Regions from separate parts of the Homo sapiens genome. Here region 2 is linked to region 1. The links are chromatin loops, found by intact Hi-C in ENCODE. Cell type or tissue: MCF 10A. All regions are shown on one strand. Links, peaks and the distances in the headings refer to the core of each region. The heading gives the core; the rest is flanking DNA.

The links. A loop is a pair of places that touch in the nucleus more often than their neighbours do. Peaks named below come from ENCODE experiments on the same cell type or tissue, not always from the same donor. Only the 100,000 strongest peaks of a DNase experiment are listed, where the experiment ranks them.
Region 2: a loop joins it to region 1, with 4 times the contacts of the local background. A loop is called at or near these places in 19 of 110 quality-filtered maps.

Annotation. Positions count from the first base shown.
Region 1 is chr5:76,600,049-76,612,178 of GRCh38, forward strand. It overlaps IQGAP2 (IQ motif containing GTPase activating protein 2), which reads left to right. Exons shown (of 36, transcript NM_006633.5): 11 at 764-924; 12 at 6,131-6,255; 13 at 10,972-11,135. LOC101929109 (a long non-coding RNA gene) reads right to left here and starts at 8,921. Exons shown (of 2, transcript NR_134278.1): 1 at 8,812-8,921; 2 at 6,560-8,036. RefSeq lists an enhancer at 8,784-8,833. In MCF 10A, for the core only: no CTCF peak of the experiment used is centred there; no DNase peak of the experiment used is centred there.
Region 2 is chr5:76,693,038-76,709,298 of GRCh38, forward strand. IQGAP2 (IQ motif containing GTPase activating protein 2) reads left to right here. Exons shown (of 36, transcript NM_006633.5): 31 at 318-405; 32 at 2,417-2,629; 33 at 4,950-5,110; 34 at 8,039-8,176; 35 at 9,445-9,553; 36 at 14,163-15,095. The coding sequence ends at 14,276. Among named protein-coding and RNA genes, the nearest start is that of NCRUPAR, 11 kb to the right of the region's middle. In MCF 10A, for the core only: no CTCF peak of the experiment used is centred there; a DNase peak (open chromatin) is centred at 8,444.

The DNA.
Region 1 (12,130 bases), core at 4,131-12,130:
GAGGCAGAAGAATCGCTTGAACCTGGGAGGCGGAGGCTGCAGTGAGCCTAGATCGTGCCATTGCACCCCAGCCTGGGCAACAAGAGCCAAACTCCATCTCAAAAAATAATAATAATAAAAATAAAGCAAACCAAACCAAACAAAAAAACCTGGAGAGCTTTACTTGCTTTACCAAAAGATCACCTCAGATTTCTTCAAATATCTTGACCTGGTAGTGTATTTTAAAATTTCTATTTTAAAATTTATGAAAATGTCACTTTAACTTTTTTTGAATTAAATCAGTAGTCTTGGTTTGAAGACCTTGCTTTGTGCTTCAGATTATAACTTTTCAGTGAAATTCTCCCAACCTTCCCTTAACCCTTAATTCAAACTGGAAATCGTTAGCTGTGCTAAAATGTTACCTGGCACTCTCAGTCAGTGACAATGTTATCTAGTCCTTGGCTTAATTATATGGCTGGACTGAGCCTTTAAGCAACCAGTATAGCTAGGAGTAGGGATCAGCAATGGGAATGCAGATATTTGTGGAATCGTAACTTTTCATTGTAATCAACCCAGTCCCAAAAAATGATCATCTAATGAAAGCCCAGGAGCCATATACCTGTTCTTAAAGCCAGTGGAAAGCAGGTGGCCACGACTCCTCTTTCTGCTGAGCTATCAAGTTCTTTGACTTTTTGTTGTTTGTTGAAATGTGCATTGTAAACCTCCATCATGCACATGAGGTGTGTTGTGTGGGGAGCTTATGTTGCCATATGTTTTCCAACAGAACTACTTGGCCCACGAGGAGCTTTTGATTGCTGTGGAAATGTTGTCTGCTGTTGCTTTACTAAACCAGGCCTTGGAAAGCAACGATCTTGTGTCTGTGCAGAATCAACTCAGAAGCCCCGCAATAGGCTTAAACAATCTGGACAAGGCATATGTGGAACGGTAAGGAACATTTTCCAAACCTTCTTTCAATGCAGAAATGCATGTTTGGCAGATCTTAAAAGTGAGGAATTTGCCTGTTGGTGGAGAAATCCATATACCATGCTCATGTTTCTTGAAAACTAGTCTGTTTTAAGAGTCCTTCTAATTAGTATCCTTGTTTACAGTATTCCTTCTGGGGAACAAGAAGAATCAGAAAGTGATCATCCTGTGGCAATTAATAAATGACTTTGTCGTTGGCAAAGATTATTTGATAGGCTGAAAATAAAGGAACTATTGGAAACATACCTTTCCTTGGGCGTCTTTTGGAAACCGCAGAATGTAGAAGAGTTGGAAGCAACTTTAATAATCATCCAGTCCAATTCTTTTATGTCACTGATGCAGAAACAGAATCCGGGTTATGGACCTAAAATTGGGCAGTTGGGCCCCAAACTCCACTCTTCTGATTATTAAGCCAAAGAAATCCTGAGACCACAGTGGGTCATGGCAGTGGGTAACAACATCCATTTATCTTTCATTTCATGTTTCTGAAGTGTGCTACCAGATAGTACAACTGATAGCATTGTTATAAAACACTATAGCGGATCTTGAGAGAAAATCAAATGGCCAGAATTGGGAGCCAGATGAGAGAGTCGCTGAGATAAAAGCCCCAGTTAAAATGAGTGAATCTTGGATTCTTGTAACCACCAGGGGGAGATGTCTGCACAGATCTTGACAAAAGCTCTTTTCAGCTACTGATTTTGGAACGGCTCTAATAGGCAGGTTGGCTAATTCTCTTGGGTCATGTACAGTTGCCAAGGAAAAACCAGAGATTTCTTAGGTTAAACAAATGGTATTTGACCACTTGTCTATGTAGTGAATGGCCAAAAGGTAATGGAAGGATGGTGGGTTTTCCTTGTTTTTAGTCTTTTTGGAGAAACTAATTCTCTTGTTCTACTTAAATTTGGCCATCTGGTTCATATGACTCCTTAGAGTGTGTTTCCAAGGTAATTTATATCTACCACCACTGTTTCTGTTACTTGTTAATGGCACCATTCTCTCCTGTAAGCTTAGAAACCTGAAGCCCAATTTGAGTTTCCCTCTGCCCTCAGCCGGGCACCCTCGTGCTCTAAAGAGCCTGCTGTCAGTAGCCAGTCTATGTGCCTTATACCTCTGCAAGATGTTTCCATTTCCCTGCAACCACCCTCACTTAGACTTCTCACTTTTGCTTCTGTAGTAACCCCTAAATTGGTCATCCTACTTCTTTTCTCTCCCCATTCATTAATCATTCCTACCTAACCAGGCTTTGCCATACTTTCTCAGTGCTAGAGTAGAAGACAGACCCGGTCAATCCCTTATGAAGCTTACAGGCTAATGGGGCATCTTGGTGAGATAACTGTCAAGACTATTCCACATATTTAGCATCCCTGGCAACTGTCCTCCACATGACATTAGCCCCTGACTCACCCATTCTGATTATCAAAAATGCCTGCTTCTTCATTTACAAATACCCTTAAAGAAGTGGTCCCATTCTATTTGAAAACCATATTCATACCTGTAGTTTCCAGCTGGGACCTACAGATGGAGCCTCACAGTTCGAGTGTTCTGTGTGAAGAACTTTTAAAATGTTTTGATTTTTTTTTTTTAATTTAAATACATTCTGGATCTGGAAGACCCAGTACTGACATGGGATTTAAGGGCCCACTTGGGTTCTTGTATTGACACTTGTATTGGCCCCAAATGATCTTCTACAGCCTTGGCATTTTACTTCCAAAGTCAGCATCTTAACTTGGGATCTTGGAATCCCAGTTTTGCAGATTATCAAGTTTGAGAAACACGGCTCTGTCCAGGGCCTCTCCCCATAGAGTGCAGGTTCTTCATAGCACAAGTGTGCTGTGCATGGCCACCTTGACAAATTCATGCAAAGTCTCTCCCTGTTCACCGTGGCTTCTACTCTTGGGGCTGTGTTTGCCCAGAGAGATTCTTTTGTCTAATTCTCACAAAAGTATTGTATGGGTTAACATTAGCCTTGGGCATACACTGTTCCCAGATTAACTGTTCTAAAATGTAACCCTATTCATAATTCTGTTTGATTGTTCCTTGTTCACATCCGAATTAAGAACAGACTTCTCATTCTAAGCATGTTGCTCTGACCTTACCTCCAGCTCCATCCCTACTCGTATTTTGTGCTTTAGCCAAGTCCAAGTGTACTTTCTGGTCTCTGTGTTCCTATGCGTGGTCCTCTCACCATCAGGAACTTGGTGCCTTTACCCAGCTCAGCTAAACACAGTATTGGAGCTTCTGAGCCCTGCCTACCATACATTATGTTCTGTGAGGTATATCCGTGCTTCTCCCCACCCTAGCATCTGATGTTATCTCTCCTGGGAGGTAGCATGATGTGGTTAAAGGAGCATATGCCTTGGAACCAAAAATATCTGAGATTGACCCTCCCTAACTAAGCCTTTTTCCTTCATCTATAAAGCACAAAAACAAAAGAAACAAAAGCCCCACTCTGCATTTGCAGAACTGTTTTGAGGATTTAGTGTTTGGTTCAGTGCCTGTCCCAGGGAGGGTGCTCCACCAATAAGGGTTTCCTTCCACTTCTTGCTTTGAACCCCATTATATCTACTCTTATGGACTCTTTAATGGTCCTTCCTGTGCTCTGCTTTTATACCTTTTTGGAATTTTTGTCGTCTTACCCACTGGTCTGAAAGCATAAAGGCTGCACCTTTTTCCTCCTAATATTCCTGTAGTGCCTGCCATGTTTTACATGTAGTAAGTGCTCACAAACATCTGCTGAACTAAATTGGATTACTGATCTTCTCAGAGCTTCCCAGGGCTCTTAGATTAGTAGACTCCTTACTAGTCTGTCCATAGATGAGGTGAAGAGAACTGAGAGGAGTGAGAGGAGAGGACATTGACCTGTTTGGGGAAACTACGGAATATTTCCCAAAGTTGGTAACTTCAGTACTGGAGAGAAATACTCAATTGGAAAAGCCTGTGGAGTTCTCTTGTGTTACTTTAAAAAAAATTTTTTTTTATTATTATACTTTAAGTTCTGGGATACATGTGCAGAACATGCAGGTTTGTTACATAGGTATACAAGTGCCATGGTGGTTTGCTGCACCCATCAACCCACCATCTAGATTAGGTATTTCTCCTAATGCTATTCCTCCCCTAGTTCCCCACCCCCTGACATGCCTCGGTGTATGTTGTTGTTCCCCTCCCTGTGACCACATGTTCTCATTGTTCAACTCCTACTTATGAGTGGGAACATGTGTTGTTTGGTTTCTGTTCCTGTTAGTTTGCTGAGAATGATGGTTTCCAGCTTCATCCATGTCCCTGCAAAGGACATGAACTCATCCTTTTTTTTTATGGCTGCATAGTATTCCATGGTGTATATGTGCCACATTTTCTTTATCCAGTCTATCATTGATGGACATTTGGGTTGGTTCCAAGTCTTTGCTATTGTGAACAGTGCCGCATAAACATACAGGTACATGTGCCTTTATAGTAGAATGATTTATAATCATATAATGGGATTACTGGGTCAAATGGTGTTACTTTTAAAATCTTTTCCTTTATAGCTTGTTTTTGTTCATTTCTAAAGAAATGATGGGTAGTTGTATTTCTTTCTGTGTTTATTTTTTACTTTCTCATTTCACTCCTGTTGGGTCAGCATTTAGACGTTAAGTGTATGGGATGCCCATAAGGACTTTGCGCTTTTGGAATGGTCTCCATCTGTGAGGGACACTAACCAGTGCAAGTTACCGATAATCCAAATCGTTATTGTGGTCAGTATTATTTATTATACATTACTAGTGTATTTCACATCTGCACTTGGCGAGGCCTCATTCAGCTACAGAAAATAAATTGTTACCACCATTTCCTATTTTTGAATGTTTTTCTCTCAAGCTACTCTCTATGGAAGACACCGCATGTCACCTTGAAGCATGCAGAATTTTGAAAAAGTTTGTCACAACCAAGAAAACAGTTTTAGACTTCATATAATGTTTCTTCTTTTAACCTCTGCCATTACTAGATCCCTAGAGACTATTCAGAATTCAAACTGCAGAGTGACTCATTATGTACACAGAAGATTGTTCTTCATTGCCCTGGTGCAAAGACATAAAAGCACACTAAACTATCTAGTTTTATTAATTTTCGCTGGAATAGTTCATGTTAGCCTATGGTTGTAACATTGGTTCTGTGAAAATTGGAAAGTGGGAAAATTGATAATTGAGAAGTAAAAGTTTCTTAATATATCAGTATGAGTAAGTTTTTCCCTGAAATTTCCCCAGGCAGAAAAAAAGTAATTGGAGTGGTTGACTAAACTGTATCTTCCAGAGGGCTATGCACAGTGAGAAGGGTCATTGGTCATAAACAATGGGTGAGAGGGCCATTTTTAATTTTAATTTTATTTTTTTATGGAGACAGAGTCTCCCTGTGTTGCCCAAGCTGGTCTTTAACTCCTGGGCTCAAACGATCCTCTCACTCAGCCTCCCAAATTGCTGGGATTACAGGTGTGAGCCACCACGCCAGGCCTAAGAGAGATTTTTGAGTATTGGCTAGGAGCCTTTGGAGAAATGGGCAGGTGAAAAGGAATTTCAGTATATCCTGGTTTAACTCATGTGCCACCTCTTCAGGACAACATACGGTAAAGATTGTGCTACTCAGCAAGGTTTCTGGAACTGCATTTGCATGTTATCTGATTCCTCAGTGTCATATTAGGCCTCAAAGTGGCTCTATATTAGGGTTGTAGTAGAAAAGGTCTTTTAAAACTTAGATTTTGGAAGGAACAAGAGAAATAATGAAAAGGACACTTGATGATAGAAAGATTGAGACCCATAGTAACTCTGAATTTTGCCCTGTAACAATCATCTGAAGACTGAGAAGAACCAAGACATACAAAGGGGAGGAAAATTAGTAACTAGGGAAAAGTAATTTCACAGACTTGAAAGTTTCCAGTTTTGCTTGAGTTAGGTATGAGTTTCGATTTTGAAGAGCTTTCATTAACAGAATTTGTTCATAAAAATACTTTAAGAAAACACCATTAGTACAAGTAAGCCTGGTATATGTTGACAGAGCTACACAAGACAATTTTATTTGCCTTTCTACTCTTTGTCTAACTTCATAACAACTATGTTTGACCATGTGTCATAGTTGAGAAACAACAGGAACGAAGAATGAATGTCTCTAATTAACATCAAGATTATTTTCTCTTCCACAGTTATGCAAACACACTACTCTCTGTTAAACTAGAAGTTTTATCCCAAGGGCAAGATAACTTAAGCTGGAATGAAATTCAGAATTGTATTGATATGGTTAATGCTCAAATTCAAGAAGAAAATGACCGTAAGTATAAGACACTTTCCTTCTCTAGCATAGTGGGAGAAGAAGGTATCTGGACAACTTAGTTTTCTAGATTAGGGCTTTAAGTTTTTGCTCAAGGAACTTTGTGAGAGCAAACTCCGCTAATATGCATACCTTTATTTATAGGTAGATTTTATGCCTATACCACTGTACCAATATGTTATAAACGTTACAAAGCCTACACAAGAATTCATAATATAATAAAATACACAAGTAAAAGGCCTGATTTTTCTGGTTATTTGTACTTCAGAGACAGCTAAATACAGAGACAGCTAAATAACTCATATTTTTAAGCACCCAATTTTATTTTGACCTTTTATTTGGGCATCTTTTTTTCTGAAATATGACACGATTTTTCTGCCCCACAAATGGAGGAATTGGAACACGATCTAACTGTTGCTTAATGATCACAAATCATGGTGATTTGCTGTGTTTCTAGAAATTATGAGCTGCCAGCATGAAAGCATACCAACCTCAGGAAGATATGCCCTGAAACATGCTTTCTTGAATGTCAGCTTGCTGCTTTATCATTTGCATCTTGCTTATGAAAATAGAGTGAAGAATGAGGAGCTATGTAGCTTCTGCAGTCCATACATTCACTGCTTTTCTGTAGTATGCATTACCAAATTCAAGCTTCGAGCTGTGTTTTCCACCATGAAAACAAAGCAACACCATCTTCTGTGGCTTATGAGCTTTTGACTTGTCAGCAACAGTGGGTGAGTGTTGCTAAAATCATTGATCTCTCCTCCACCTTCCAGCTTTGACTTTTCTAACTCATTTGCTCCAAGCTCGCGGATAGAGTGGGCAGATACTTCTCTCACAGTTTATTATGTTTTATTTTAGTGTGTTTGGGTAAGGTCTTAGGTCTGGTCTTCTAATGCTGTATTTAACTTAGGAATACTAAGATCACTCTTGAAATAAAACATATGACTTTGTTAATTAATTGCATTTGCAAAGTTTTCTTCTTTTTCTTTGCTGTTTCCTGTGAGTGCTGGGCCAAAAGTCAAGGCCAGTTTTGGTTCTTGTTTTTTAAACATATTCTCACTTTAAGCCCCTACTATAAAACAGGATCCAGGTGTGCTACCCTATATACGGTACCATGGATGTACCACTGTTACACTGATCCCTGGACACTTTCATTTTGTCCTTTTCAAGTTGTGCACAAATCTAAATTTCTTTCGAGACGGCACAGCTTCCCTGTTGCCTCTGCATTTCCTTTCAGTGAAGCATTTAAAGTCTCTGCGGTGAGACGGCTTGCTCACACCCCACTTAGCTCTTTTCTGATACTTGGCTTGGGAGTTTATGGTTCTTGCCAGACGTTAGTCAAGACGCAAGCTCTAATTTGAGCAGATGTTCAACATCATCAGGTGGGGGTTGGGGGACCACCACTGCTCCTAGTGTCCCGCTACAGAGCTCAGTCCCCCAGGCTTCTGCCCTTCTCCACAACCTCCGTCTTAATGCTCTGAATCTCCTTTAGCAGTGGTTTGGTTGCTACAGCAACTGCCACCCAAGAAGTAGGACTCCTTTCTTTTGGTAGGCAAAACAAAGACTCACGTCCCATCTTTGCTTTCTAACTTTTTCCCCAATTCTTGGCAATACCCATGCTTCAGTTCTGCTTTGGTTATTTCTGTATGTGCTGCTTACACAAATGAAGGTATGTTAGTTCTCAGTGCTGAAAGATTGTAGGGTTGACATTGATTAACAGGGGGAAAATGCCAGTTTTGTTCTTGGCTATCAAGTACAGCCTTTGCTTTAGTTGGTTACTGGGGGGAAAAAAAGCAAGTAACATTTGCATAACTTAGAAAATAGTCTTTTGTAAGTAGATATTATTTTTAAGCAAAAATCTCATTTGATTGCTGTGGCTTTTATCTATCAAGGTAACAGCACTACTAAGTTATTCTCCCTAGGACATTTCACACAGCCACTATAACACTTCTGTTAAGTATCTTGTCATAAAGGACATATACCATAACCAGAAAAGGTATTTCAGACACTAATATTTCCTTTCTGGAATTTGGGAACTTTAATACAGAGTATTTAATTTATCTGTGTCTTGGTTTTATTTTTTTCTTTTGTCAGAATGAGTTCCTGAAGTATTGAGTTTGATATCATGTTTAGGCAATTCTTCAAAATCTAAAATTTCTAAAATACACCATTGTAACCAGGCAGGAATTGCTCAGTATAGTAATTAAGTCATCTGAGGAGCTGAGAATTTTTCATGGACGTTTTGAAGGTGCATTACTCTTGCCTCCCCACCTTATTCTTGCCACATGCTCTGAGATCTAATTCCATATCTGAGTTGTGATGTGGGTGAGGTAAGCAGCTAATGGAAAATGAGAAATATAGAAGGTGAATTTAATGGAGAAGCTAGCTGCTGAATGCATTTCCTCAGGCTCTGTTGATTTCTTACTGAAAAGTTTACTTTTCCCAGTAGAACCATAAAGGAGCATTATTTTAACCTTATAGCCTACATCAGGAAGTTTTCTTCTTTGAGTTTTTGCTCTTTAAATTTGGTAGGTACAATTCTGTGTAGGTTACCTCATCTGCTGCCTCAAATACATGAACTCTAAAAGAACGCCCACTCTCTTGTGGACTAGAATGTTATAGTAACATGTGTTGATGTAAAGAAGTGGACCGTGGGCTGAGTGAAGCTCAGCAATCTTTCTTCAAATAGGATTTCCCTTTTATTTATAAACAGAGGAAGTGATGCATATGTTCCCAGAGGGCTTCTGGGTAATCTTTCAGCTCCTATGATGTCATTCACTATGACCTCAGCAGCTTGTATTCTTAGAAACGCAGCAGACAGCAACTTTAGCAGGTGATTTCAATCAAGTCAGCTGAAATGCACTCACTTCCAGGTGATCGGCCTTGGTTCTGTTAAGACCATTTTTGGATGGGGTGTTTTAAAGGTATTTAGAACAGCTTACCCAAGGGGGGTGACCAGAGAATGGCACTAAATATTCCATGCACTCCAGTTTATAAATCCTATAGGGTAAAACGACAGTACCTTGTATATAGATAATACTTAGACTTTCCAGAGTTCTGTCAATGTTTACAGATAATATAACCTGCACATTAGAGAAATACTTCTGCTTTTTCTTCAAACATATTTAAGTATTATAGTCTGGAATGATTTCTAGGAGTTTTAGATGGTTTCATTCTTCTTACAGGTAAATCTTTTCATTCTTAACGAAGTGGTGGTTATGGGCTCATCTATTCAAGAAATATTTAGCTAAATATTTTATCTTTACTTGAATGTCAAGCTGGAGATACTTTTTTTAAAAATGAGAAGTACTCATTCTATTTCATGGCATATCACAGTTGTGAAGTGACGGGTGATCATTTTAGATTAAATCTAATGGAAAAAATGAGAAATATGAAGTTTGACCTTAAAAATGCTTATATTCTAAGCTTATTGTTCATTAATATCTAGTTTCTTTAACAGTTCTTATCCATCAGTACTAACCTAGGAAGCAAAAGCTCCTTGGCAGTGTGTGTATATGTGTGTTTTATATATATATGTGTGTGTGTGTGTGTGTGTGTGTCTGTGTGTGCATGTCTATCTAAATGCATTTTTTTATGAATGGATGATAGTTTATTTTTTAATAATAAGGTATTGAGAAGTAACCTCCAGATAGATCCGTTTCATTAGAATTGTAAAAGCAGGTTTCATAGTTTGACTTCTGTGCTTTTCATTTGTGAACCCTATAGTCAGTCTTGTTCTCTCTTTCTCTCTCTCTCTCTCTCTCTCTCTCTATATATATATATATATATATATATATATATATATATATTTTTTTTTTTTTTTTTTTTTTTTTTTTTGGTGGGGGGAACAGAGTCTTACTCTGTCACCCAGGCTAGAGTGCAGTGGTGCAATCTTGGCTCACTGCAACCTCTGCCTCCTGGATTCAAGTGATTCTCCTACCTCAGCCTCCCAAGTAGCTGGGACTTGAATAGACACTTCATTTCTTTAAAGATGATGTACAAAGGGAAAATAAACACATGAAAAGATGCTCAAAATCATTAGTCACTAGAAAAATACAAATCCAAACCACAGTATGATACCACTTCACACCCACTAGGATGGCTGTAATGAAAAAGACAATAACAAGTGTTGGTCAGAATGTAGAGAGCTACTCAGGAGGCTGAGGCACAAGAATCACTTGAACACAGGAGGCGGAGGTGGCAGTGAGCCAAGATCATGCCACAGCACTCCAGCCTGGGGGACAGAGCAAGAATCTCTCAAAAAAAAAAAATAAAAATAAAAACCAGCAGCTGGGACCTTGATAGAAGTTGCATTGAATCTGTAGGTCAATTTAAGAAGTATTTCCATCTTAACAATACTAAATCTTCCAATTCATGAACATTGGCTCTTTTCATTTATTTGTCTTTAAGTTTTTTCCCATGGTGTTGTATAGTTTTCAGTGTACATGTCTTATGTTTCTTTCATTAAATTATGTCTAAATATTTATTTATAATTATAATGTATTTGTAGTTGCAGTCTTATGAATTGAATGTGTTCTTAATTTTATTTTCAGATTGCTTATTATGAGCGTATAGACACATAATTGGTTTTGTGCTTGCATCTTGCATCCTATAGCCTTGCTGTACTAGTTAATTAGCCTTTTGCAATCGGTGATACTAAAGAAGTTATAATGTACTGTGACTTAAAAGGAAAACTACTTCTTCATTTTCTAGGAGTTGTAGCTGTAGGGTACATCAATGAAGCTATTGATGAAGGGAATCCTTTGAGGACTTTAGAAACTTTGCTCCTACCTACTGCGAATATTAGTGATGTGGACCCAGCCCATGCCCAGCACTACCAGGATGTTTTATACCATGCTAAATCACAGAAACTCGGAGTAAGTTTTAGTATATCTGTTTCTTTTAAATTTTACAGGCTGGGTGGCAGAGGGAGAGAAGGAGGAGGATTTGACCCATTTACGTTAAATCTCATGAGCTTCTTGTCCCAACAATTACCCATGAATCAGAATGGAAATAATAGAGCTGTTATTTTCCTGGTAACAAACATTGGGGGGAAACCAGCTCCAGAGCTATTTATTGCTTTAATTCTTTGACTAAAAACTCAGTTGTAGGTGAGTTCTTGTTCAGAGTTCAATTCATTGACTATTTCCTTAGTAGATACTATGTGCACACTTCAGTCCATAGCTTCTGGTAGAGAAGATGGGGATACAGAGGGACACATAATACCATTTGAATGTTCTCTGACCTTATCTTCAAAATGCTTAGAAACTGATTGAGGCAGTGGACATTGTCACATGGAACAGTCAAGTAATAGTAAAGATAAGGGTGTGCAAAGTGTCAAAATGAGAGATACACAGATTGATTCACGGATGTTTGAGATTGTCGGGGACTAGAATCCTAAGAGAAGTTGGTGTGGAGGTAGAGCAGAAGCTGTCCTCTCGAAGACTAGTGGCTTTTTCTGAGTACAGAGCTTGTACCGCTATTATAAGGAGCCCCACAAAGACTGGCCTCTGTGATAAGGCCAATGGGCTGAGTGGTGAGGCTGATATGATCTGTCACCTAAGAGTGGGAGTGATGCCACCTGGGACCTAGCTACTTATGGCTGCCATGTCTTCAGGTGCAAACCCAACTGAAAGGGCGGTCATCTCCTCTGTCTAGGTCTTTAGAACCTAGGAACTGCCTCATTCGAAACAGGAAAAACATCCTTGGTTAATGCAAACATTTATTGAGAACCTACTATTTGTCAGGCATGATATTAGATACTCATGTGTATCATCTCATTTAATCATCACAACAATTCATAACAGCCTTCTGAACCATTTTGCCATCATTATTGCCATCTTACACATAATGAAACCAAGATTAAGTAACT
Region 2 (16,261 bases), core at 3,711-11,710, 93 kb after region 1:
ATCAAAAAGTAGTCTCCGTCTAAAAAAGAAGGAAAAGTATTTAGAGAGGAAATCTTGTGATACACTTGTGCCCATGTTACTGACAGTATAATGCTACAACATCAAGCACAGAAAGCCCAGACTTTGATTATCAAGCATTCATAAACTTTCAGGAGCCTTATAGCAGACCTGGTGAATATCCGCAAGAATGTTTTATTTTAAGGTATTATCTTTGAAGCTTCAGTATTGTATGTGTTTGTGCACTCTCTTAGGAGAAACAGATTTTTGTGCATAAGGACTACAGTCTGAAAGTCTGTCTCTTTCTCTGGTTTGTTAAGGACCAAGAAGCTGATAATTGATGTGATCCGGAACCAGCCAGGGAACACATTGACAGAAATCTTAGAGACACCAGCAACTGCGCAACAGGTAATTTGACTTTAAGTGTAAAATAATAATAGACAGGTGTTGATTTTCTTCATAAATCTTTATGCCATATGTTTATTATCTCAGAGAAACTGTATCTGACATGGTCCGGAAGTAAGGAATTTTATCTATTACTGCAGTGGACTTAGTTCAGCCATATATAAACCTGTATGAAGTATCAATGGGAATGAAATAGAAAATACAGCACCAAATTCATGCCGAATATACTTTTGTCTTAACCTAGGATGATAGTTCTGGGTTTTTCAAAGCCCGGAAATGTTCATCATAATGGGCAAATAAGTCAGTTGAGAGAGTTCTAGCTGACAGGATATTGAAAAATACCTTTCACATTTTATGTATTTACTAACTTGAAACAAATAAGCGACTCACATGTTAAAGATGTTTTCCAAATGCTTCAGAAGCAAATGTTGAGTCCACTGAGTCAAAGCATCATTATGTTAGCGTAAGTGAGGTTTCACAACAATCTTGCATTTAGCTTTTTATTAACATCTTTGAAAATACGTCATTGTTCGTTCTAAAATAAATTCAAGGTTGTTATTTTAGTACCAATAATTGCCGCTCCCTAAACAAAAGTTAATTATTTAATTAACTATTTCTTAGCACAGCTACACATAATTTTCCTGGATCATTCTTAATTTAATTGATTGCCAAGGAATCCTTGTAATAGTTTTTAATTTAAAAAATATAAAAGGCTGGGCATGGTGGCTCATGTCTGTAATCCCAATACTTTGGAAGGCTGAGGTGTGTAGATCACTTGAGCCCAGGAGTTCAACACCAGCCTGGACAACACAGTGAGACCCCCATCTCTAATTTTTAAAAATTTTTAATAAAAAATGTAAAGCAAAACTTCAAATCACACGTTTGTTAATATGTGGGTATGTTTTAAACAATGTGGGTAAAATATTATACTAGGTTAGTATAAAAGACTTTTACTCCTTACTATTTTTCATTTTCCCCTAAATGTATCATGAATAAGTGACTAAGAACACAGACTTCTGAGATCAACTATACCTCTGCACCTCCTAGGTGTGTAACTCTGTGCACTTAGAAGCATTGCTGTGCCGCAGTTTCCTCAACTGTAAAATGGGTATAATAATAGTACCCAGCTCACAGGCAGGATTAAGTCAATTAAACATGTTAAGTGGGTACATCTGTATCTGGTGCACATTAAGTGCTCAACAATGTTGGCTGCTGCTTTTGTTATTTACTGCTAACCTGGTAATAATGTTCCAATAATATTGACCTACCTGTCCTGTGTCTAAGATTACTGTCCCTAACTAATAGTCGTTTCCTTAGACTTCATCTATTGGGTCAGTCAATTGTCTAGTACAATGAAATGGGAAGACCAATAGTCTCTTTTTGTTACTGTTTCCTTGAACAGACTATCCAAAGAGTATTCATTCATTCATTCATTTACTCATCGTTTGGGAATTTATAATGTGCTAGAATATTCTTATTCCCTTTGGCTCAAAGAAACTTTGCAAGTTTTTCAGAGTTGCTGGTTTGTGATTCCCTTATAAGAATAAAGCTCTCTGACTGCCTTACTGTTGGTTTAGTTTAGGACTCTCCATAAACATGGCTGATGTGTGAGAGTTTAGCTGGGTTCTGAACATTCAGGGTTCTCATAGCCACATTTCAATAGGTAATCTAGTTTTAGTTTCCTCAGCTAGCCTATCCAGGAATTGAAATCCTTCCATGTGGGGAACAAAGTAGCAGTTATCCATTAAAATATGTCCATTACTATAGTGATTTGTCACCTTGGCAATAAAGTAGCTATTGAGAATTTTTCCCAAATAAGGCTTGCTATCGAAAAGATGAAGTAATTCCTTTCAAAGACCTACTTCAAAACTCAGGAAGAACATGTTCTGGTTCTAGTCTCTGAACTTTGGCTGGAGGACTACTTTCATTTTGACATTAACTTGCATTGTGTAGCTTATGAACTGTGAAATTAGGGGATCAGAGAAAACTCAGCATCTTGATATTCTCTTTTCAGGAGGTAGACCATGCCACGGACATGGTGAGCCGTGCAATGATAGATTCCAGGACTCCAGAAGAAATGAAGCATAGCCAATCTATGATTGAAGATGCACAGCTGCCTCTTGAGCAGAAGAAGAGGAAAATCCAGAGGAATCTTCGGACGTTGGAACAGACTGGACACGTGTCATCCGAAAATAAATACCAAGACATTCTCAATGAGATTGCCAAGGTTTTTGGAAACAGTATTCTTTCTTCCTTCACTTAGCAGACATTTGCTAATCACCAGTCAAGTGCTGGGCACTCTGTGAGGTGGCATTAGGGATTCATGGTTGCATATGCTGTGGTTACTGCCCTCTTCAATGCTACAGATTTTTCAAGGTTTCAAAGCAGTTGATGACTTTTTTTTTTTTTTTTTTTTTTTGAGTTGGAGCCTCGCTCTGTTGCCCAGGCTGGAGTGCAGTGGCACAATCTCGACTCTCTGCAACTTCCGCCTCCCAGGTTCAAGCGATTCTCCTGCCTCAGCCTCCTGAGTAGCTGGGACTACAGGCACGCACCACCACGCCCAGCTAATTTTTGTATTTTTAGTAGAGACGGGGTTTCACCATGCTGGCCAGGCTGGTCTCGAAATCCTGACCCGGTGATCCACCGGGGCCTCCCAAGCAGTTGATGACTTTTAAGAGAAAACAATCACAACACTTTCATGTCATTAGGAGAGTTGAAACAGACCAGAAATAAATACTAAAAAATGTACTTGACAAGTTTGGTCTATACCTTTAAAGTTTTAAAAATAACACTATTGGAAGAGTTTTCTCCTGAGATGTTAGTTGTCATATAGCTCAGTTGCTCTTAGAACCTGCCACTGAGATGGAACTCTGTGTCCCTGATCATTTGTTTTTAAGCAATTTAGCCTAAATGCAGTTCAGACTTGAAGATTAGTTTCTGTTTTCTTATCCAATATTTTTACACTTGAGAAACTTCCTGAGCAAAGGATCTCAACTTAGTGCAATGAAACATCACAGGAAGTGGCTGAGATCTGTTTGTCAAGGATAAGGAAGTATATATTTGGGTTAGAAGGATATTTCATTCTTTTTATTCAAACATGCAAATTAATATGGATCTAGAGGTTAAAGGCAGTTAAATGACCAGAAAAAAAAAAAATTTCTCACCTTCTGGAAGGGAAATGCGCTCAGCTTTGTTCTTTGATAGAAAATTATGTTCAATTCTGGCAGTAGGCTTATTCCTTCTAGCCCAAGTGACTCAAGGGAAATAACATTTCTTTCTTTAGTTTGGGGGTAGAAATATTTCTATTTGGGAATATGGGGTAGATAAATATATGCTTTTGCTTTAAAAAAGAAAAAGGCTATCATGAAGACATGATATTCTATTTAATGAATATTCTATTATATGAAGAATTTCTATTTAATGAAGAATTCTATTTAATGAAGAATATTCTATTTAATGAAGAAATTTTACCTAAGGGCATGGGGAAGTTGTGGGGGAGTGTATGTGTATGTAGGTATTTCTTTGAATTCCTAGGGGAATGGTTTTTAACTTGTTTACAAAAGAAAAATAATATTAAACAGGCACCGTTTTCTTAAGTCAAACATTTTCATAACTTACCAATTAGAATTATGAAAAAAACTTATATCTGCAAGTTTAAATTTAGCATAGCTCTTGTAAGCTATAAGCAGCTTATGCAACTTAATGTTCTAGGAATTCTATTTAAATCCAAGTAATAGTTATCAATGTTGAATCTTTTCACTCAGTCTTGACAGCCCAGTGTTGTTTTTTCAAACCTTGGGAAATATTTGTCAGATGAAAAAGTTTGTTCTTTTCTTATTTTAAAAATGAATTTAACAATTAAATGTAAACTTTTTTAGTTTAAAGTACTATTCAAAGAGGAATATTCAAAATAGTCTGAAGAGGCTGGGCACAATGTCTCATGCCTATAATCCCAGCACTTCGGGAGGCCGAGGCGGGCAGATCACTTGAGGTCAGGAGTTCAAGACCAGCCTGACCAACATGGTGAAACCCTGTAACTACTAAAAATACAAAAATTAGCCAGGCATATTGGCACGGGCCTGCAGCCCCAGCTACTCAGGAGGCTGAGGCAGGAGAATCGCTTGAACCTGGAGGTAAAGGTTGCAGAGATCAGGCCACTGCACTCCAGCCTGGGTGACAGAGCAAGACTATGTCTAAAAAAAAAAGTCTGAAGAAATTGCATTTCTGCTACTTTGTGCCCCTTTTAAAACGCAATTTTTCCTTAAACTAAATGTGTGGTTATTCTAAAATAACTTCTTTGCCTTTCCATCCAGAGCAAAATTAATGTTAACAAGTCTCTTAAAGTGAAATATGTACACTTTCCAGTTCTGAAGTAAAAAGGGATGGGAACCCTGTGGTGTTGAGAGTAAAATAAGGTGCCTGAGATAAGCTACAAGTCAAGTTACAAATAGCGACTTACTACTGCTTGATATTCTTCTTGTCCCAAACTGGCAATATCATAAAGCAAACTTCTGCTTAAATATGATACCCCTTACTTGTTGTTTTAGGATATTCGAAATCAAAGAATCTATCGTAAGCTTCGAAAAGCTGAATTGGCAAAACTTCAGCAGACCCTGAATGCACTTAACAAGAAGGCAGCATTTTATGAAGAGCAAATCAATTATTATGACACCTACATAAAGACTTGTTTAGACAACTTAAAAAGAAAGTAAGTTAAAATCATGTCATGTTCATTTGTAATGTCATGATTTCTATGAGATGTCAATTCTGTGTTTCTAGGCAGTTGGGTTGGGTATGGAAGAAAACTTTTTGCTCTGTCTTCTAACCGAAAACTAGAGTCTCAGTTTTATTATTTGCCACTGTGAACTAAGAAGTCAGGAGTAAGTGAAAGCTTTTCAATTCCCCACCAGCACTAGAATTAAAGTGGCTTACCTGTTGTATATTGAGCAAATAGCATTAGTAAGTTAGGGAAGCACTTTCATTATTCCTTTTGTCTTTTTTAGCCAAAGATTTTTTTAAATACTATTATTTTTAAAGTCTCTTGTTTTTGGAATGTATTTTATATAATTGATAATATTAGATAATGCCAGGTGTTTGCTAATTGCACAGAGCAGCTGAATGTTTTTAAATTGCTTCATGGTTTTAAAAAATTATTGACACAACTGGCAAAATTTGGCAGCTGTCTATTATCCATTAGCATAAGTATTATAGGTTTTTATATACAGTATAGCCATTTTTAATGAATATCCTTTGCTTAGTAATTATTCTTATCACTAGACTATGATCAATGCTAGTTAAATTTTAATTACCCATTTAAATATGTAGTACAATATTTTTATATAATCCTTGTCATCAAATTGGCAGGAGGAAATGGTGCTGTATGGAAAAATCTGTTGCATTAATCATAGATCTTTTAAATTTTATTGCAAATTGACTATAATTTTATGTATTCCTGGGGTACAAGGTGATGTTATCATTTATTATTACAATGTGAAATAATTAATTCATATATGCATCACCTCAAATACTTAGTTTTTGTGATAAGAACACTTGAAATTTACTCCTAGCAGTTTTTAAATGTGCAATACATTATTATTAGCTATATTCACCACACTGTGCAATAGATTTCAAAAAAAAACTGATTCCTCCTAAGATTTCATATCCTTTGACCATCATCTCCCCGTTTCCCCCACCCTCCAGCCTCTGAAACCACCATTCTATTCTGCTTCTATGAGTTCAACTTTTTTAGATTCCACATATAAGCGAGAACATGTGGTATTTGCCTTTCTGTGCCTGGCCTATTTCACTTAGCATAGTGTCCTCTAATTCTGTCCACATTGCCCCAAATGTCAGAATTTCTTTGTTTTAGGGCCGAATAGTATTCTTCTGTGTGTATATATACCACATTTTCTTTACCTGTTCATCTGTTAGTAGATTCTTAGGTTGATTTCATAACTTAGCTAACGTGTGAGTAGTGCTGCAATGAAGATGGGAGTGCAGACATCTCTTTGACAAACTGATTTCACATCTTGGAGTAAACACCCAGAAGTTGGATTGCTGAAATCACAGAAGATTTGATAAAGGGATGCAGCCACATTTAAACCTTATTGATTTGGCTCCCACTAGTCCTGAATTTTAGTTCATTTGCTTCAGGCTTCTCTCTGTTTCTCTCTCTCTCTCTCTCTCTCTCTCTCTCTCTCTCTCTCTCTCTCTCTCTCTCTCACTCTCGTGCTCTCTCTCTCTCCATATATAGTTCATTTGCTTCAGGCTTCTCTCTGTTTCTCTCTCTCTCTCTCTCACTCTCACTCTCGTGCTCTCTCTCTCTCCATATATAGTTCATTTGCTTCAGGCTTCTTTCTGTTTCTCTCTCTCTCTCTCTCTCTCTCTCTCTCTCTCTCTCTCTCTCACTCTCGTGCTCTCTCTCTCTCCATATATAGTTCATTTGCTTCAGGCTTCTTTCTGTTTCTCTCTCTCTCTCTCTCTCTCTCTCTCTCTCTCTCTCTCACTCTCGTGCTCTCTCTCTCTATATATATATATATACAAAAATACACTAAATATGTATATACACACACTACATATAGTGTGCATATGCACTTATAATTACATAAACATATACACTATACACTAAATATAGGAAGGAAGGAAGAATATATACATATACATGCAAGGAAGAAGTTGGTCAAGCTTACTTTCAGTAGAAATGAGATTGTTAGGGATTTACTTTAAGGCATTTCACACAAGATCCACAGTCGGGCGAATTGGATTTGGGTTCTGATTCTCTCTTATGTCGTGTGATCTTGAGCCCAGTTCAGTGAACTTTGAGCCTCAGTTTTCTCATCCTTAAGGTGGAATTAAGAGTACCAGCCTCACCAGCTTGGCTGACGTGGCGAAACTCCTTCTCCTCTAAAAATACAAAAATTCGCCGGATGTGGTGGCATGTGCCTGTAATCCCAGCTGGAGGTTGAGGCAGGAGAATCACTTGAACCCGGGAGGCAGAGGTTGCAGTGAGCCAAGATCACGCCACTGCACTCCAGCCTGGGCAATAGAGCAAGATTCCATCTCAAAACAAAACAAAAAACCTCCCCCCAAAAAAGCAAAGAGTACCAGACTCACAAGTATGGTTATGAGAGCTACATGATATAGTATATAGCAAAGGAATTTATTAGTTTAAAAGTACTATGGAAATGTTAATTTTGGAAATGTGAGGTAATATTTATAAGGCACTTAGAACAATGCTAGCCACATAGTGTTTGTTAAATAGATTAAAACAGTCCTAGTAATATCGTTATCTAGGAATACACAGTTCATGTTATTGCACCAAAGCTACTTCTGAAATGACTAAAGATAGCCACTTGGTTCAATATACCTGAGAAAATAGAGTGTAAGTTTTATTAAAAATGTTAGTCTGTAATGCAAACTTCAGTCACTTGGGAAATCCCTTTCCCCACAAACAGTTTAGTAGTGAAGTTGCACTCTATGGACAAAATTACCTACTATCACAAAATAAAAAAGTGTATATTCAGCGCTCTGAGGGCCAGGTATGAACAGCGATGTCACTCTGAGTATGGTAATCGCACTACCAGAAGCCTCTGCATTTGCCATCATAACAACAAATGTTCTGTTCTTATTTTGTCAGAAATACTCGGAGATCAATTAAACTAGATGGAAAAGGAGAACCCAAAGGGGCGAAGAGAGCGAAGCCAGTGAAGTACACTGCAGCAAAGCTGCATGAGAAAGGTGTCCTGCTAGATATAGATGATCTTCAAACAAACCAGTAAGTGTGACCTGGAATCTGCATAGAACACGCATGCCATTTGATTTCTTGTGGCCTTGGAGAGAGCTCCATTTGGTCTAGCAAGGCTTAACCTCAATTACTGATGGGTGACAAGGGAAGAATACACAAATTGTTATGGCTACTCTTCCCTTGGCCTCAGCATCTGGTGCTGTCAGTCATATGTAGTGTTGATCAGTGGTTGTCTTTCCCGTGGCTTGTGCAATATGTTTGGATTGGTGAACCTCCAGAACTGAGTCATAGCAATGAGAGTAAAAGGCTGTCTTTTGGTCTTGATGGATGAATTATCTACCATTGCAAAATAGCACCTTTCTCATTTAAAATAGGCTGTGCCAACCCCTGGATCAGAGCCATTTCCAAAGCATGCTGTGAGTGTGTGTATTCGGTGTAGTGGAAAAAACAAACCCTCCTTCACAGCCCCACATCAGGCACCATGTGCTGCCTCCTTTTAAAGGGGTCATGAGCCCAGTGTTCCATCACTTTCTTGTCCTAAAATCTCAAGGGAAGCCAGACTCACTGGCATTTGCCTTTTCTTTAACTCCTGCCTTCCTTCAAAGCCTGACTTCTGTTTATCCCATGAAACCTCCTGACAACACCAACTCAGAAGAAAATGCTTCTTCCAGAGATGGAGTCTCACTCTGCGGCCCAGGCTGGAGTGCAGTGGTGGGATCTTGGCTCACTGCAACCTCCACCTCCCAGGTTCAAGCGATTCTCCTGCCTCAGCCTCGCGAGTAGCTGGGATTACAGGCACATGCCACCGCCCAGCTAATTTTTGTATTTTTAGTAAAGATGGGGTTTCACCATGTTGGCCAGGTGATCCGCCCGCCTCGGCCTCTGAAAGTGCTGGGATTACAGGCGTGAGCGACTGCGCCTGGCCTGAAGTTTCTATAAAAGTTATCATCTGAAATACTCAATTGGCTATAGGTCAATAATGTTCATGTTCTGTGACTCACATATTTCCAATTATGTTTTATGCTCTTGAAGAGCAAGGACCGTATCTTCTATTTCTTTTGTAATAAAGCACCTATGTCAGAACTCTATGAGCTACAGATCTCAACAATAGCCATCAAACCTAGTGTTTGGAGAGCAGAATTGGGGGAAAGATGACGTGAGGTTTTTGGTGACTTCCTTAGGATTTTCTCAACAAGCCATTATTTAAAAATGATTATTTGAGATTCCATTAGTTTGTTTCAGCTTTAAGCACATCTGTATTTGTAATTTCTCATGTATGAATGTTCCTTTCTTCACAGGTTTAAGAATGTTACATTTGATATCATAGCTACTGAAGATGTAGGCATTTTCGATGTAAGATCAAAATTCCTTGGTGTTGAGATGGAAAAGGTGCAACTCAATATTCAGGTAAGCTGCTGGAATTTCTGCACATTGATGATAAATTTTATATGTGGATCATACATTGCTACCCTGGCTCTCTCTCTTCAGGACAACAATAAAGTTTAACAGAAAACCAGTGCCAGCCTTATTTGCCAATATTTGTTAAGTGTTGATGATTTTTAAGAGCTGTGACTTTTCAAATGATTGGAAATTGATATGCTTCTAGCTGGCAAACCATAGCAGTCAGTTTCTCTAAGCCATGTTTCCATTTTAAAGCTTAGACAAAAGAATATAATTTAAAAGTATTCAGAGCTATTAAATAAATGCTATAAATTTTCCTTTTATTGGAAACTTGCATTTCTTTCTAAGACTATGTATGCCCAGGACTGGAACTTTCATGATCTCATTTTTCCCTCTCTCCTAGAATGGTTTTTCTTTTTTGTGGGGGGAGGGGGTGGGGGTGGGGCATTGAGAAGGGGTCTTGCTCTGTCGCCCAGGCTGGAATACAGTGGCATGTATGCCCAGGACTGGAACTTTCATGATCTCATTTTTCCCTCTTTCCTAGAATGGTTTTTCTTTTTTGTGGGGGGAGGGGGTGGGGGGGGGCATTGAGAAAGGGTCTTGCTCTGTCGCCCAGGCTGGAATACAGTGGCACAATCATGGTTCACTGCAGCCTCAACCTCCTGGGCTCAAGCGATCCTCCTGCTTCAGCCTCTCGAGTAACTGGTACTACAGGCACACACCACCACATCTGGCTAATTTCTGTATTTTTTGTAGAGACAGGGTTTCACCACGTTGCCCAGGCTTGTCTTAGACTACTGGGCTCAAGTGATCTGCCTGGCTTAGCCTCCAAAAGTGCTGGGATTACAGGCATTAGCCACCACACCTGGCCCCTAGAATAGTTTTTACGTCAATTTATTAACTCTATTTGTCAAATGCTTGGGATCACAGGAATGAAAGGCATTATGCAAAACAGATATCTATACATAGAAAAATGGTGTTTGCAATATAAATTATCGTTATTTTATCATAAGAGCCACATTTAAGCCAAATACACGTAAATGAAAACCGAGAAATCCAGTTTCTGTGCAAAAAAAAAAAAAAAGAGAGCACTGCAAACAAATGTTCATCTGCCCCCAACTTCTTAATCCTTAGCACAAAACCAATTTAAAGAAGTAATTTATTTTTCTTTTTTGATGTAACACTTTTTAAATGGAAATAACATCTTACCTGGGCCCCAAACTACTTACAAAATGGTTTCCAGGTATTTTGCATATGTTTACATGAATCATCTCACTAAGATCCTGAGAGTGATGTGAATTCTGGCCTCACTGTCTGTGCAGCCCAGGGCTCCATGCACTGGAATTACTTCCCCATCATGGGAGTGTGTGCCAGAGCCCTTCTTTTCTGGCAGCCCTTGTAAGTTTAAAAGAAAAACGGGAGCTGAATGGGTTTGATAAGGACATTGAGATAATGGAGTAAATTAGAATTCGGAGATAAGATGAAAGCTATTATGTAATTATTGAAAGTATAATTAAGTAAACAGTATTGTTTTCTAACTTACTTTAAATGTCACTAAATGTATCCATTTAATAATTTAGCTAATTAGGGTCTTCAGTTATTTTGTGTAACAGATAAATACAGGAAGAGAAAAGAAGGTGCTTGTGGTGATACCCTTTGGTTAGTGATTCCTCTGTAGAAATAGCAAAAGACATATGTGATTGCCAAGAAGGAAATTATCCAGGGCCAGTCAATATCAACTGGACCAATGAGTCACAAGTGACCAGGAGACACCTTATATTGTGTTTAGAGAGAAAGCAATAATTCCATGAGACTTCCTTTGAGTACTGGTATAAAAACCAAGCTTCACTTGTTCCTTTGTTAAGGATTCTGTATACAGTAAGATTAGCTGTTCATACCATTCATTTATACACATAATGGATTGTGAAATGTTAATCCTTAGCTATATGCAGGTGACCAGTATGTCCTGGGTTTTTTAAATCAGTAGTGCATAATCAGAACTGGCTACATCCTTAGCAGGGCTCAGAGCAAAATAAAAATGCAGTGCCCTGTTTTTAAAATTATTAAGGATTTTAGGATGATGACAGAAGAGAATAAAACCCTGGGCATGGGACCCTGTGCGGCTGCACAGATTGCATACCCACGGAGCCAGCCCTGCATTTGATAGCTGTCAGATGTAAAGGCAGACTTCTATTTATATATGCAGCTTTCAGTCAATTGCATGAATGTGTAAATTGTCAAAGAGAAATGTGATGGCCAGGTCCTTACTGTGAGTAAAGGACCAGGAACAGGACCAAAGTTTGAAAGGACTAAAGAAAGCCCCTTCTAACATTACAGCTCTATGTCTCTTGGTTATCTTCAGCCCATTTTCCCTTCAGTTCCTAAAGAAAACCATAGGATAGAATTATATCCTATAATTATAGGCCATATAGGTAACAGGAGGATATGACTTATGTGATATATATTCTTCTTGTAAAAATAATGTCAGGTATTTATCGGGGACTGCAGGGTGGGCCTTCTTCCTCTCCTAGATGAAGAACTGAGGTTCAGACAGCTAATTATGGAAGATAATTAGCTGGGATAATTATGGAAGATAATGCAGCTGGGATCCAAGTTCTTCATCACTCTAGTCCACTGCCTGTCTCATAGGATTCCAGTTGATCCTGCAAGACAAGAGTAGCTTACAAAGGGTTTGCATATACCTTAATCTCATATCTCATTCCCAGTAGCACCCTTGTGAAATTGGCAGTGTTATCCCCAATTTACACACAGGGAAACAGAACTTCAGAGAAGTTATGTCATGTTGCAAGGTCTTAAGATAGCAAATGGCAGAGCTAAAACTAAAGTCTGCTTTTCAAGTCATGAGTCCAGCCATGTTTTCTCTGCTCCCTACTTTGGGGACCCAGCTACTTCCCCTACATATGCCATTCCTTTTCAATCTAACTCTATTGGTTTAATTCTTTTCCACTAGACTTTGTTTAACAGATGTTGCATTTCCCAGAGGAAAAGTGAATCTCCTCTACACTCTAAATAGCTAAAAGTATTATTGATGAAAGGACTTCAATTCCCTATAGAATTTTAGTTCTAGAAGCATATCTGAATAATGTAGGGGTTTTCTTAAGTGCAGTGAGAGGTAATTGAGGAAGTGGAGGAGGAAGCTGCCAAGAGTCAGAGTTCTCTCAAAGATGACTCCAACTTCTACAATTGACCTTGCTAGAAACAAGAAAATGAGACTTAGATATTGGGCCAGGACAGCTCAGGAATTATATCTTCCATTGGGAAAGGCTTCCTGTACCTATGTTACTATGAAATGTTACAGCTTAGTTTCATGCATATGGCTGGTGTGATCCAGTTACTTATTTTAAAAAGAGAGTTGATTTCCTTTGTTTATATGCTGGCAGTGAAAAACAGAATGACAGTTCGACTTAAGAATGAGGGCTTGTTCTCAGTACAGAAACAGAAGTAGCCTAGTTCAAGAAGTGCGGACCACCGCTTTGTACAATGGTCTCCAAACTTTGGTCACTTCATCAGGAAATAGTATGAGCACTTCTCTCCATACATAGTTATTTGTAAAGTATACATGCTTCTGCTATTGTACTCTAAAACGTGCTGTATTATATACCAAAAAAGTCCAAAAAATGAGAAAAAATAAATAGAAATAGGAGTTCTAATATTCTTTTTGCTTCCCCAGTGAATGTCTTGCTCACTTCACTTTAAAAAAACACTGCTTTCTGTGTTTTTGTTTTTGTTTTTGTTTTTGTTTTTGTTTTTCGGGTTTTTTGAGACAGAGTCTTTCTCTGTCGCTGAGGCTGGAGTACAGCAGTGCAATCTCGGCTCGCTGCAATCTCTGCCTACTCTGTTCAAGTGATTTTCCTGCCTCAGCCTCCTGAGTAGCTGGGATTACAAGTGTGCACCACCACGCCCAGCTAATTTTTGTATTTTTAGTAGAGATGGGGTTTCGCCATGTTGGCCAGGCTGGTCTCACTCTCCTGACCTCAAGTGATCCACCTGCCTCAGCCTCTCAAACTGCTGGTATTACAGGAATGAGCCACCACACCCAGCCAGAAAACACTGCTTTCTAAAGAATATGCATCTAGCCAGAACTTTGTGTTTTAACATTTTCGATTAAAAATTGAAATTATATATCTGACATTAACTTAATGATCATCATTTACTTTCATACAGCCCTTATCAATTCCAAAAAGCTATTTTCTTTCATCTAAGTCACAATCACTTGGGAATTTATTAAAATGCAAATTGATGGGCCCCACCAGAGAGCTACATAACAAGAAATTCCTGTGGGAGGAGCCCAGGCAGCCTTTATTTTAACTAGCCTATGTTTTTAACCAGATGATTCTGATGTACACTTAAGTTTTAGAACCCCCATCTATGGCCTGGTGCCATGGCATGCGCCTGTAGTCCTGGCTACTCGGGAGGCTGAGGTGGGAAGATAGCTTAAGCCAGGAGTTTGAGACCAACCTGGGCAACATAGTTAGACCCCACCCAGGTGATTAGGTCAATTGAATCTGACTTTTGTCAACAAATTCTTCTAATATGTTTTTTAAATGCACAAAATGTCAAAGTTGAGATTTAATGATGCTTTTTACAATTTCAGGATTTACTTCAGATGCAATATGAAGGAGTAGCTGTAATGAAAATGTTTGATAAGGTTAAAGTGAATGTAAACCTTCTCATATACCTGCTGAACAAGAAGTTCTATGGAAAGTGAAGTGCCTACAGAAATTTCTTGGATTCTGTATCATCTGGATTAGGAAATGAATTTGTTTAATATTTTTGTTTTTAAACATGATTGAAATCACTGCTTATAAATGTGTGATTTTTTTAAAACGACCAAAACTGTTCTGAAGAATGTACCCAGGTGCCTTTTTGCTAATTTGATACTATAATAGAATGAGACATAAAATGAATTAATGGAAACATATCCACACTGTACTGTGATATAGGTACTCTGATTTAAAACTTTGGACATCCTGTGATCTGTTTTAAAGTTGGGGGGTGGGAAATTTAGCTGACTAGGGACAAACATGTAAACCTATTTTCCTATGAAAAAAATTTTAAATGTCCCACTTGAATAACGTAATTCTTCATAGTTTTTTTAATCTATGGATAAATGGAAACCTAATTATTTGTAATGAATTATTTAGACAGTTCTAAGCCCTGTCTTCTGGGAGTTATCAATTTTAAAGAGAACTTTTGTGCAATTCAAATGAAGTTTTTATAAGTAATTGAAAATGACAACACAATAACACTTTCTGTATAAAAGTATATATTTTATGTGATTTATTCCTACTAAATGAAAGTGCACTACTGCCTCATGTAAAGACTCTTGCACGCAGAGCCTTTAAGTGACTAAGGAACAACATAGATAGTGAGCATAGTCCCCACCTCCACCCCTCACAATTTATTTGAATACTTCAATTGTGCCTCTCAATTTTTTGTAATGCTAAAAAATCAGTATCTAGATGGTTTTTAAATGTATTCTCTGGAAATTGTTTTATGTAAAATAAATGTTACTTAATTCCATTAATTTGGCTTTTAAGTTGTCTTAATAAATCAAAGTCATTTAGTGGGTAGGGGAAGATTCTTGGTCGGGTTTGTTAGGAGAGAATACATTTCTTGCTGTACTGGTTAAAGTAGAGAGCAAGCTGCTGTAAGGAAAAGATACAAAACCCTGGTGTCTAAAACAAGGGGTAGAAGTTTGTTTTTCTCAAATTCAGCTCAACGGTGAGCAGATCCACAAGGTAAAGAGTTTCCAGGTGGGTCAGTTGGCTCTGTCCTTGTACTGATTCCCCCCAGCCAGATGAGGAAGAGGATGACGAAGAAGTCCAGGGCAAGCCTTTTCAGTTATACGCATCACTTTAACTTCCACTTACATTGTATTGGCCAAAACTGAGTCATGTGGACACAGCTAGCTAAAGATAGTCCCTAACTAGGCAGCCATGTAGCCAGTGAATACAGAGAGGTAGAGAGGGAATTGGGTCTGTTATTAAAAGGAAGAAAAGGAGTGTGATTCCTGCTGACAGTTTAGGAGTCTTCACCACAAAAGGATTCCAGACTCTCAGGCTGGAACCTCCCTGCCACTTTGTTCATGCCTGCAACAGGCTTTATTTTTTCACAAATTGCAAAATATTGAGAAAGTAGGTTAGTTTATGTACATGTGGCACAAATAAACTTGAAGGGTAAGACCAACAGAATTTGGAAAATTCAAATTAAAAAAAGTAAAATCTGCTACTTTAGTGATGGTTTCAGGCTATGTATATTTTTTTGACAAAGAGATGAATAGCTTAAAACAATGCTCACTATCTCAACAGTTTGCGGGTATGTATGTTTTGTAATGCATTAGCCTTAATGCAGGCTTTGGTAGAAGGAATTAAATATACAGTTAAGTTTCACGTTGAAAATAAACCTCCCTCTTGCCCTACTGCTAGCATTGGAAAGGGGAACAGGAGCCAGGGGCAATGAGGGGTGGGCAGGGTAAGCTTCCTTCTTGCTCCGGGCAAGGCTTTTAGTGGAAATGTATAGAAGGAGCCAAAATTAGGGAGCAATGTTTTGGAGGCAAAAGCCAGCCTTTCCCAGCATCTCTGAAAGGAGCTTATCTTAACTTATTGCAACACTGAATGATATGCTTGAATGTTATTTGTACGAATAAAGATATTTGCATCATGTCAATACCTTCAAGGAACGCTGTGAATG